Regions from separate parts of the Homo sapiens genome. Here all the other regions are linked to region 1. A link is a contact called in ENCODE Hi-C or POLR2A ChIA-PET data. All regions are on one chromosome and are shown on one strand. The core of a region is the stretch at or near the end of the contact, and the rest is flanking DNA. Distances in the headings are between cores, read along the strand shown.

Region 1 (3,682 bases), core at 530-3,029:
ATAGTATGGTATAGTAATTATCTTTTATGCATATTTTCTCTACCAAACTGTGATCTTGAAAGTAAGGACTGTTTTTCATTTTGTTTGTTTTTTGAATGGGGGTCTCATTGTATTGCCAAGGTAGAACTCCTGGGCTCAAGGGATCCTCCTGCCTCAGACTCCTGAGTAGACAAGACTACAAACACATGCCACCAGCCCCAGAAGGGTGGTTTTTAAAATTATCTTTGGTTGACAGCACCTAGCTTAGTATACAAACTAGGAGCTTTGCAAATGTTTATCAAACAGTGTGTGCTTGGCCCCTGAAAAGCTGCATTTAATGAATTGTGTTTTCATGTTCTCTATCAGCCTACATCAGAGGACATCAGGCTCACATTCTGTGAAGTTTGCTGCTTTGTTTACTGCTAGTATGGAGTTGGGGATATTATCCATTCTTTCATGTGACAGATATTTCTTGAATGTTCTCTTAAGTGTCAGGCTCTGTGCTGGTCTTGTGGGGCGTTTCTGCAGCATCCTCTTCTTGAGGCCCTTCTGTCTGCCATCACTTCCAGGGCCTCTCTTGTGCAACTGGTTTGTTTTTATGTTTTATATTGAATTGTACAGTTCATTATATTTTCTCTTTGACCTTGTCTGCCAGAAAGTTTTCATGTTATTTCTAAAGAATGGTTAGGACTGCATGCCATTCATTTTTATATTACTCTCACTCATGGTTTTGTATTGTCATTCCTCTCTCTCTATTCTGTTTTCTTTATCTGCTTAGCATTCTTTTTATTTTGTCTTTTAAATATTTATGTATATATTATCTTTTTTTTTACACCATGGAATACTATGCAGCCATAAAAAATGATGAGTTCATGTCCTTTGTAGGGACATGGATGAAACTGGAAATCATCATTCTCAGTAAACTATCGCAAGAACAAAAAACCAAACACTGCATATTCTCACTCATAGGTGGGAATTGAACAATGAGATCACATGGACACAGGAAGGGGAATATCACACTCTGGGGACTGTTGTGGGGTGGGGGGAGGGGGGAGGGATAGCATTGGGAGATATACCTAATGCTAGATGACGAGTTAGTGGGTGCAGTGCACCAGCATGGCACATGTATACATATGTAACTAACCTGCACAATGTGCACATGTACCCTAAAACTTAAAGTATAATAAAAAAAAATGGCTTTATAAGGAGAAAAAAAAAAGAATGTTTTAATTTCAGTAAGAATGAAACAATAAAACTTTAGAAAATGTAAAAAAAAAAAAATTAAATATTTATGTATATATTATCAAAGGTACCTCAAATATTTATTTTAGAACAACACTGAGGTTTAATAAAAAAGATAAGTTTTTTCCTAATTGAGAAAAAGAAATTGTTTATAGTTATGTCAATAAACTGTAATATAGCAGATACAGTTGTGTATAGCCTATTTGTTTTATGCTAAGTTTGAAAGAAAAACGTTCAGGAGATCATTCTGTCTTCCATGCAGTCAGAAACAAGCTCGTGATAGCTGACCTGTTTAGCATTGTGAGGCAGCTATGGCATTCAGCAGTGGTTAGTACAAACAGAAGATGAACTCATGTGGTATTTTCGTTGCCTGAGCTATATGTGTATGTATGTGCACATATGTTTATAATACTTTGTGCTTCTTGATACTTGAACTCCCTTAGGTACTTGTTGCCAACTAGGTTCTTATGCCTCAGCATAACCTTGTGGTTGCACATAATCTCCCAGCCAAAGGGATGGATCCCAGGTGAGATCATTGGCTCAGAATAGGAGCACAGGATAGGTGAGAAACAAGATTGGCTTGGCTGCCAGCAGCAAGGCATACAAATTCACATTGGTCCTGGTAGAACCGAACCAGGTGGAACACAGGATTCTTAAGTAGAGTAGGCATGGTGGTCACCTCAGTCACAGTAATGACTCAAGAAATTCAGGATCAACAAGGTTGCAGCTAAGAAGATGTGGGAAGAACTGGTTCCTATGTTAAAGGGAACATTACTGAGCTGTTGTTCAATTTTTGCCACCTAAGAACAGTTGTCCTGTGCCAAAATCAACCTTATCCCTGCTGTAGGATTCAGAAATCTTAAAGGACCTTGACTGGTTAGCAAATCTGCCTTTAAAAAACATGAAAACCTTGGTGTCTAAGGCTGAAGAGGGAGTAGTGGTCTCTTAAGTTGATAGAGCTTTTGACCTGAGGGCCATGATTTCCTATGGAATCCATGTAGGTTGACTTTAGTGTCCTTTCTTACAGAGAAGACCTCGAGTTTCTATAGCTGAAATGACCTACGTGTGCTCTAAGCCTAAGCAGGAAGTTCAGGCTGTAGGGAACCTGATAGGAAGTAAAAAATTAAAAGTTTCCCTAAAGCAAATGTGAAGTTAGGATTTCATTAAGCCGTCATTGATAATAGTGAGATTTTAAACTAGAAAATATTTGTTTCCTTTAAATATTGCTTTGATTCACGTTTAAATTAATTATTAGAAATATTAACATAGGGAATGTTTTACTTATAAGTGACTGGTATTTATAAGCATGTGCCCCACCCAAACCCCTTGCTACAATTAAATAGATGATACTTCAAAAAAGACATCAAACCTTTAGAGAATGTGTAGATTCAGAAGTTTCAAACCAGCAACTACATAGGAAGTTGACAAAGAGGGTTAGGTGTCAAGTGGTGCTGTACCAAACCCTCCAGGGGAACGGTAACTAGCATTGTCTCCAAAGAGGTTTTCATTTCTCTTTGTCACACTGCCTGAAATTCTGGCAGGTATCTCAACCCAAATGCCTTTAATGACCAGCAAGAGGATTACATTTATATTTATAAAAGCAAACAAAAACTATTGGCCTTGCCAACTAAAACATGCATACACTCCCTGTAGATTAGAGAATCATTTAGGCTGGAGAGTAAGTGTGAACACTTCTGGGCACGTCGGAGTGGTTCTTCGGGGTGTCTTACTGTAATCAGGTACACGTAGCGGGTAGGATGTGGCTGTCTGGTGTGACTTGGTGTCCCAGGCTTGGCTGGGGGGCATAGTCTGCCACAGGGCGCCAGCTTGGGAGTGTGTTCCACTGAACTTAGGTCATTGTTTAAGCTATGGCACCGTCACAATTCTAGCCTTTCAGTCTCTTTTGTTAAAAAGTATATTTTGCCATTTATTTAAGTACTTTCTAAATGTTTTTAGATCTCAAAGACGGAATTAGATTGGTTCCTTCAAGATTTGGAAAGAGAAATTAAAAAATGGCAACAGGAAAAAAAAGAAATCCAAGAAAGACTAAAATCACTGAAGAAGAAAATTAAAAAGGTTTCAAATGCCAGTGAAATGTAAGTAATGATTGAAAGGCAGTAATTTTTATTTAAAAAAAAATATTGTGGCTTTTGGTTATTTTCACATTTTTGATATTTAATATTAAACTACATCAAGTAAAGTAAAAATGAATACTGTTTTCATTGTTTTGTCTCATTTAAAAAAGTATTCATTGAGTAATTATCTCACCTGAATTTTTTTCTAAACTTAACATTTTTTCAGATAAATTATATAAAAGTGAGAGTAGCATGGAACTGAGAATCCCCAAGGAACTGACTTCCTTCCAGTTTGAACACCATCCCTTTCTCTGGCCCTCTTTTTTCTTATCAGCAAAACATGGGGGCTGGTCTAAAATCTAAGGTTCTTTTCAAAAGTAAGATTC
Region 2 (3,682 bases), core at 716-3,215, 390 kb after region 1:
TGAAAATCACACAATCTAGAAATTTGGACCAGGAGACTTTCTTTCTTTCCTTTCTTCCTTCCTTTTTTTTTTCTTTTTTTTTTTTTTTTTGACAAAGTCTTGCTCTGTCGCCCAGGCTGGAGTGCAGTGTGGCTCGATCTCGGCCCACTGCAACCTCTGCCTCCCGGGTTCAAGCGATCCTCGTGCCTCAGCCTCCCGAGTAGCTAGGATTATGGGCGCCCGCCACCATGCCTGGCTAATTTTTGTATTTTAGTAGACACAGAGTTTCACTTTTTTTTTTTCAAATAGAGACAGTGTTACTGGTGGAGGGTGTCCAGGTTCTTGGCGTCTTGTACAAAGAACTGGGCAAAACCCACAAACACAGCAAGGAAAGAACGAAGCAACAAAAGCAGAGATTTATTGAAAACGAAAGTACACTCCACAAGATGGGATCAGACCCGAGCATAGGGACTAAGAGCCTGGTTTCAGAATTTTCTGGGGTTTAAATGCCCTCTAGAGGTTTCCCATTGGCCACTTGCTGTACACCCATGCAAATGAAGTAGTGGCTTGCAATCTACTGTAACTACAAAGTGAAGTTACAAAGGTTACACACTATGCAAACGTCTGATTAGTTGTGGAAAGCAACCAATCAGCGGCTAAAGTGAAGTTACAAAGTTACACTTCTATGTAAACAAAGACTTAGCCTGCAATCAGTCTGTCTGGTTGTAGAAAATGGGAAAGTATGGAGGGTTTATCTCTGGTCCTTTTGTTACTTTGTTGTGGAAAGTTGGGGTTTTCCTTTTGATTTAGTTCTAGGAAGTCAACATGAGTTGGCCTTAGGTTCCCTGCTTCTAGACCCCATTCTCCTGCCTCAACAGGGTCTTACTATGTTGGCTAGGTTGGTCTTGAACTCTTGGCCTCAAGCAGTCCTCCTGTCTCGGCCTCCCTAAGTGCTAGGATTACAGGCGTGAGCCCCCACGCCTGCAGAGGAGACTTTATTTCTTATAAGGGGTTATAGGCTGCAGGGTGGCCATCCTGTAGGCTGGGAAGAGCCTCCTTCAAAGACCAGAGACAGGCCCTCTGGGGGAAGAAGGGGTAAGTCAGAAATTTAAGTTGAACATGTTGACCAAATGTACATATTCAACAGATTATCAGAGGAGATGTGAGTATTTATGAAGGGGGTCCTGACACATGCATATTGAACAAACATGCATGTAACATACAACCCATGTTCATTTGGGGTGGAAAATAACATTTGAATGTATTACAATTAGCCCCTATAGGTCAAAAGTTCCTTTTGGGACACAAAAGCACTCAAGTGTGCACCCTCTGTAAACTGGCTAGGACTAGTTCATGATTGGATTGGTGGTGTCTCATCTAGAGAAAGTTACTGACATCAGTGTCTTGTACAATCAAAGGTGTAGTTATGGCTGGGCAGTTAGTCTGTGCCTTATCTGCGTGAGCTGCAAATTGTTTTAATATTGCTTATCCTGAGACCAGTGCTTATTTAGACGGTAGAGAAAAAGAAAAATTCTGTGGCTGTTAGAACAGAATTTATTCTTTAAGCATAGAGGTGAGTGATTCAACCCTTGCTTGGTGTAAGGAACATGGTTGTGCTTTGGTCAAGGATAGGCCAAGGTGGGATGTTTACATCCTGCGTGACTCAGGGAGTTTAGAGCGCAGGCGTATAACTCCACTTGTTATCGCATCCACGGAGCCATAACATGGGAAGGCCGTCCCTTGGCATTAAGCCACTATTGTCTGTAAAAGGTATAATTGCCCTGCCGACACTGTACAGGTGCTGGCACCCAGAGAAAGAGAGAGAGCCAGAGCTGTCCATCTTTGCAGATGGACAGAGGGGAACCAGGACACAGCTTGGCTCACTGGCGCCCAGAGAGAGACAGAGTTAAGCTGCCAACCTTGAAGGCAAGGGAGAGCTGGCTGCGCAGCTGTGTGTGTGGGAGCTACCAGACTAAGCAGCCGAGACAGGGCGGACAGTGTGAGAAAGCTGTTGATGAAAGCTGCTGTTGAATAAAACCATATTCACCTGCCTACCACCCCATGACTGTTCTTTCTGCTCATCTACCCACTCCCTTTGGACCTCAGCATGGGCTGGAACCTGACCCCAAGTGTGACATTTGGCATAGTTGTGAGCCTGACACCTGGCGTGGCCATAGGTCTTATTTATAGTTTGATGTCTTATTTATAGTGTGATATCTTATTGTCACAGAATCTGTTGTCCTATGATCTCTATTTTAGCATTAATGCTCATCAGCTGTGTCTAAACCGCAAAATGGGAGGCATTAACGAGGCATGTCTGCCTGCCCATCCTGTCATGGCTGGGAACTCAATTTTTAAGGTTTTTCAGGGGTCCCTTTGGCCAAGAGAGGGCTCGTTTAATTTGTGGGGAGGACTTAGGATTTTATTTTTAGCTTACACTCTGAAGCTCCTGCTCACATCCAATTGTATGAAAACAAGCTTTTCATGTATTTCGTCTAGTAATTTTTTTAAATTTTTTGTTTTTGCAGCAGAAGGATTCCTCTGGTTCTCCATCACGGCCAGAAGCATAATTTGATGACAGCATTTTTTTTTTTTTTTGAGACAGAGTCTTGCTCTGTCACCCAGGCTGGAGGGCAGTGGTGTCACCCAGGCTGGAGGGCAGTGGTATGACCTTGGTTCACTGCAACCCCCACCTCACAGGTTCAAGTGATTCTCCTGCCTCAGCCTCCTGAGTAGCTGGGATTACAGGTGTACGCTGCCACTCCCAGCTAATTTTTTGTATTTTAGTAGAGACGGGGTTTCACCGTGTTGCCCAGGCTGGTCTTGAACTCCTGAGCTCAGGCAATCCACCCACCTTGGCTTCCCAAAGTGCTAGGATTACAGGTGTGAGCCACCGCGCTCAGCCGATGACAGCATTCTTTTCGATCATTTTCTTTTCTGCTGTTCAGACACTGCTAATGGCTTGTAGTTTCCCGTGATACTAATGAGACAGGCTAGTTTATTAGTGTTTTGTTCTCTTTTTTCTATCTCCTCCCCATGCCCATTCTGAGCAGATAGCTGTACTCTTCACATGTCCTTGCTTCAAGAAACTGGTTGAAGACCACCCTTCGTCCAGCCTTGTGTGAGTCTGAGCTTGTTGAAGAGACTTTGCCACAAGTTTAGTGGTGGGAGAGGGGGAAAAGGAGTGCTTTTGAGGTCTGGGAAGGAGAAGAAGATATTTTAGAACCGACTCTCACACCTCGTGCCTCCCAGCAGGGCCTCGAGGGTGTGGTGAGACACCAGGACCACACAGCCTTGGGACCAAAGCTGTGCCTGATGTGATACAGGTCTCCATAAAGGTTTGCCAAACAAGCAAGTTAGTACTTACAATTTCCCATGACTGTCACTCAGATTACGTGTGCCTAAATAACTTGCCCATCGCTTAAAAGAGAAACCCCATAAATGTCCTTTGATCCATTTATGCCTCAAGACTGTTGTCATTGTCATTGTCATTATTGTCATGTTCTCAAATATTTTTGCCTGGAGAGTTTTCCTGTCTGAGGACTTTTCACATGTAGAAGAATTACTTCTCATTCTTCCTGTTGAAATTACTCTCAAATCTTTTCTGACAGAGTTGCAAACACACTGACAGCTCCCGAATGATCTGATACAGGATCCTTAATAGGCATGGAAGTGTTCGCCAGACAGAGGGGTCCTGCCCTTG
Region 3 (3,682 bases), core at 568-3,067, 280 kb after region 1:
TGATTTTTGTGTGACTTTTTCCTTTTTTTTTTTTTTTTAAACTTGTTTTCAGTTTGGTTAATTTATATTGCTTTGTTTTTCCATTCACTTATCTTTTCTTCTGCGGTGTCTGAACTGCTATTAGGTCCGTTCAGTGAATTTTTCATTTGAGTTATTTTGTTTCTCATTTTTAGAATTTCCATTTAGTTCCTTTTCGTAGATTCTATTTCTCTATTAAGATTCACTATTCCCTTATTTTGTCCATGTTTTCCTTTATATTTTAAAACATTCATAATAGTGGTTTTGGTCTGCTAACTTCACTCTTTCTGTCATTTCTGAGTCTTAAATGGATTTTTTCCTCCCGAATACAGACCACATTTTCTTGCTTCTTGCTGTGCCTAGTGAATTGGGCTGGCTATGGGGATGAGGAATGCTGGCCCGTGAGTGTTTGGATTTTGTTGTTCTCTTTAAAGAGTGTTGAATGTCGTCCTGGCAGGCTGTTAATTCACTTGCAGACCATCTTGATCCTTTGAGGTTTGTTTCAGTCTCTGTTAGAACAGGGGCCAGCCTTTACTGTAGGGCTGGATTAGCCCTAGCCCTAAATGTGGATTTTCTGGGGTCTCTGTTGAATGTCTGTGGGTTTCTCCACTGTAGCCTGTTTGAACACTCAATGTCTTACAGTCTTGTGTGAATTTTAGTAGTTATTCAGTTCACAGTTCCCTGGTAGTTGTTCTGTGCCTGGCTTCATGGTCCTTCTCCCAGTGCTTGTGCAGCTTAGCATTTGGCCAAAGAGTCAAGGAGAACCCTATGTACGGATTGATGGAGCTCCTTCTCTTTTTGTTACCTGCTGCACAAATTCCAGCCAATTCAGTGGCCTTGAACTCTTCCTTCTGTCTCTGCAGCACAGTGAGATTGCTGTGTTCTGTTTGGGCTCCCCCTTCCTATATTGTACCCTGGAAAGTGCCTCTAGATAGGAAACCAGGGGGATTGTAGGGCTCACCAAGAGTGATTTCTTTTTTCAGTCATCACGATTCTGCACTGCCTGTTGTCCAGTGTTTGAAAACGGTTATTTCGTATGTTTTGACTAGTTCTTTAGTTGTTTATGATGAATGAGGGAGTCTGGTACCAGGTACTCTACAAAGGTCATAAGTGGAAATCTGATAATACAAATTCCTAAGGGTAACATGTTTTTATCCATAACCCATTGTTACTAACAATTTTAATATATAGATTCAGTTAATCTTTCATGCTGAAAAACCTGAGATTTTATTTACGTCTTATATGAGCAATTTCATTGTGTTTCTAGATAATTGAGTATGCTCTTTTGGCTAGTGGGTTGACAAGCTTGTGTGTGCATGTGTGTGTGTGTGTGTTTAATGTTGGCACGTGTGTGTGTGTGTGTGTGTGTGTGTGTGTATCCTGTAGTAACACATATTGGCCACTAGAGGGTAATAAGAAAGCAGTTCATTTGTTCTTATTGGCTCACTGTTACTAAATAGTCCTTATCATTAGACTTTTTGCATAGTCACAGTCATTGCTTACTTTCACTTTAATATATATTTATTTAACACCTTCTGTGGAGCCAGGCACTGCACTGTGTGCTTGGGATATAAAAATGAGTAAGAGCAGTTGACTGAGCAATAGCTGTAGCCTGTGCTATAAGACTTTTCTCTGCTTTTGATTCAAGAACCCCTCATTTAAAAAATACTACATTCATCCTTACCTCCCGTGCAGTCCCCTCCCTCCCTCTCTCAATGATTTCTTCACAGTCTAAATATTCCTGATGGATTCAGTTCATTCCTTTATTGCACAGATATTTATTGAATGCAGGCCATGTGCCAGGCACTGTTCTTGGTGCTGATGATAAAATCGTGAACAAAGCTTACTCATGGACTTTCGTTCACTTACCCTCTTAATCATGTGCCTTTATTTCCGGCCATCATTAGAGGTGCAATTCATTTTGGATGTGCCTTGTTGCTAGGGACCTCGTGGGTTTTTGCCCACATAAGCTTGGTTGCCCTCCTCATTTCTTAGTGGATTCTGTCTTAGAACCTCAGCCTCATAAGTTTCCACATTTAGATGCTATAGTTTTAATTAAATTATTTTCATTTACTTTTTGTTCTTTAATATTGTTCTTTGATTTAACTGTTTCTCTTTAAAATCTACTATCAATTAATACTGTCACAGGAATGGTCCCCTGTTAACACATTACTAACAAAGAAATTCAGGTTAGGTAAGAATAACATTCAGATCTACAAGTAGAGCTACGTGTGGGTTATGTATCAGAGATGATGGCTTCTGATACTTGTTATTTTTACTTTTTTGTTTTTAAACTTAGGGTCTTTTCTCATGCTTTTTGTATTTGCTGTTTCCTCTGTGTTTACCACTATCTTTTTGAATCTTATGTCCCAGTCTTTGAGATGTGTTGTTTATGAAATATTTCTCTGTAGAATCAGTGCTGATCCATACTGGTAATATGGTCTCTAGTTATTATAGTTCCTTGCTAGAACATAGTAACGTGGCTGAAGTAAGAAAGCTGCTTCATTTTTCTTTTAGTAAAATATTGAATTTTTCCCAAGTTTAGCAAAGTTACAGAAACATGCTCATGGTAAAAATGATCCATACAGTTCAGAAGCACGTAAAGACAGAACTCCACATGCATGATTTTCTCCAACATGCTTTCCATACTGTTTGACAGCAGTTGAAAATACTTTGGAACTGCACTCCAAATGATGATTTTAGATAGCTTTGAATTATTTGTTAAGTTCATCATTAAATTATAACATTATCTGATGTTAAAACATGTATTGTGATACATTCTTAAGCTAAGATATTATTATACTGAGTTGAATAAAGATTATATAATACGGTAGATAGTAGGTTGAACCATATGAAATTACTGTTTTTGTAAGCCAAGGGTAGTCAGAAATCTATCAGCAGTTTCATATGGTTCCGCATAATACTTTATATGATCATCCCTGTTACAGGATGAACTGAGTCATTTTTTCCATTAACATTTGCATTAAAATTTTAGGAAGATAGAAACTTAAGAGTAAAAACATGGGTAATTTGCTTAATTATGAAATCAGGTTAACTAGAAATACGCATATTAGTTTTGTCCCCTTGGAATCTTATCATAGGAAAGGAATGAATGAATGGATAACTTAAATACTTTTTGGTGTTGCAGGAGGAAATTAAACTTAGGTTTATTCTGAATTTCATACACAGCAGTCGAGTTAAGAAAGGAGACAATGAGCATGTGGCAAGCACACCTCGTTTATATACCATGTTTACCAGCAGTCCTCCTGTACTGGTGGCTTAATCTTTCTTCACTTTCACTAAATAACTGATAATGTCACTAACTAGTTATGATAGGTGTTATAATACATAGCTAAAAAGGTACCAGAAGTGAAAAAGTTTTTTCTTGCCAATTCACATTCAGATCATCCACAGCAAATTCCAAAAAGAACATCAGATTCTTTGTCACCTAGCATATCACCGTTATGCATGGGAATGTGTATTATTCTCCCTAAAAAAAGTTTCAACTTTATAACTAGAAAAGTAAATCTATTGGGGAAAAAAAACCCTCTAGTGTATTGTTTAGATAGACTATAACTTATTTTTGGATTATCCACTACTTGAATTAGTTGGAGAACAGCTTTCTTTTATTAAGGTGACCAATGCTTTTCAAAATAGTATTGGC

The links. Hi-C counts contacts between places; a loop is a spot of excess contacts on that map. ChIA-PET counts read pairs that join two places held with the same protein, here RNA polymerase II (POLR2A). Pooled maps may share reads with other maps.
Region 2: a pooled map of gastrocnemius medialis shows a loop between it and region 1 (2.2-fold over the local background). The contact joins two enhancer-like sites. A Hi-C loop is called at or near these places in 1 of 37 single-sample maps with no recorded cell type and 3 of 50 pooled maps. POLR2A ChIA-PET finds 5 or more read pairs at or near these places in 3 of 52 experiments (OCI-LY7, T-cell and activated naive CD4-positive, alpha-beta T cell).
Region 3: a loop to region 1 is called in a map of psoas muscle, with 2.6 times the contacts of the local background. The contact joins two enhancer-like sites. A Hi-C loop is called at or near these places in 1 of 168 maps with a recorded cell type or tissue (psoas muscle) and 1 of 50 pooled maps. POLR2A ChIA-PET finds 5 or more read pairs at or near these places in 3 of 52 experiments (AG04450, SK-N-SH and endothelial cell of umbilical vein).

What each region holds. Positions count from the first base shown.
Region 1 is chr21:37,179,597-37,183,278 of GRCh38, forward strand. TTC3 (tetratricopeptide repeat domain 3) reads left to right here. Exons shown (of 46, transcript NM_001330683.2): 36 at 3,178-3,317. Among named protein-coding and RNA genes, the nearest start is that of TTC3-AS1, 12 kb to the right of the region's middle. Within about 2 kb of position 1,780, at least 2 of the 41 ENCODE cell types and tissues checked have a DNase peak (open chromatin) inside an H3K27ac peak, as active enhancers do.
Region 2 is chr21:37,565,411-37,569,092 of GRCh38, forward strand. All of the region lies in intron 1 of KCNJ6-AS1 (KCNJ6 antisense RNA 1), which reads left to right. The region is part of intron 1 of LOC105372798 (a long non-coding RNA gene); the gene reads left to right. Among named protein-coding and RNA genes, the nearest start is that of KCNJ6-AS1, 49 kb to the left of the region's middle. Within about 2 kb of position 1,966, at least 5 of the 41 ENCODE cell types and tissues checked have a DNase peak (open chromatin) inside an H3K27ac peak, as active enhancers do.
Region 3 is chr21:37,461,839-37,465,520 of GRCh38, forward strand. All of the region lies in intron 2 of DYRK1A (dual specificity tyrosine phosphorylation regulated kinase 1A), which reads left to right. Among named protein-coding and RNA genes, the nearest start is that of KCNJ6-AS1, 55 kb to the right of the region's middle. RefSeq lists a silencer at 1,421-1,470. Within about 2 kb of position 1,818, at least 9 of the 41 ENCODE cell types and tissues checked have a DNase peak (open chromatin) inside an H3K27ac peak, as active enhancers do.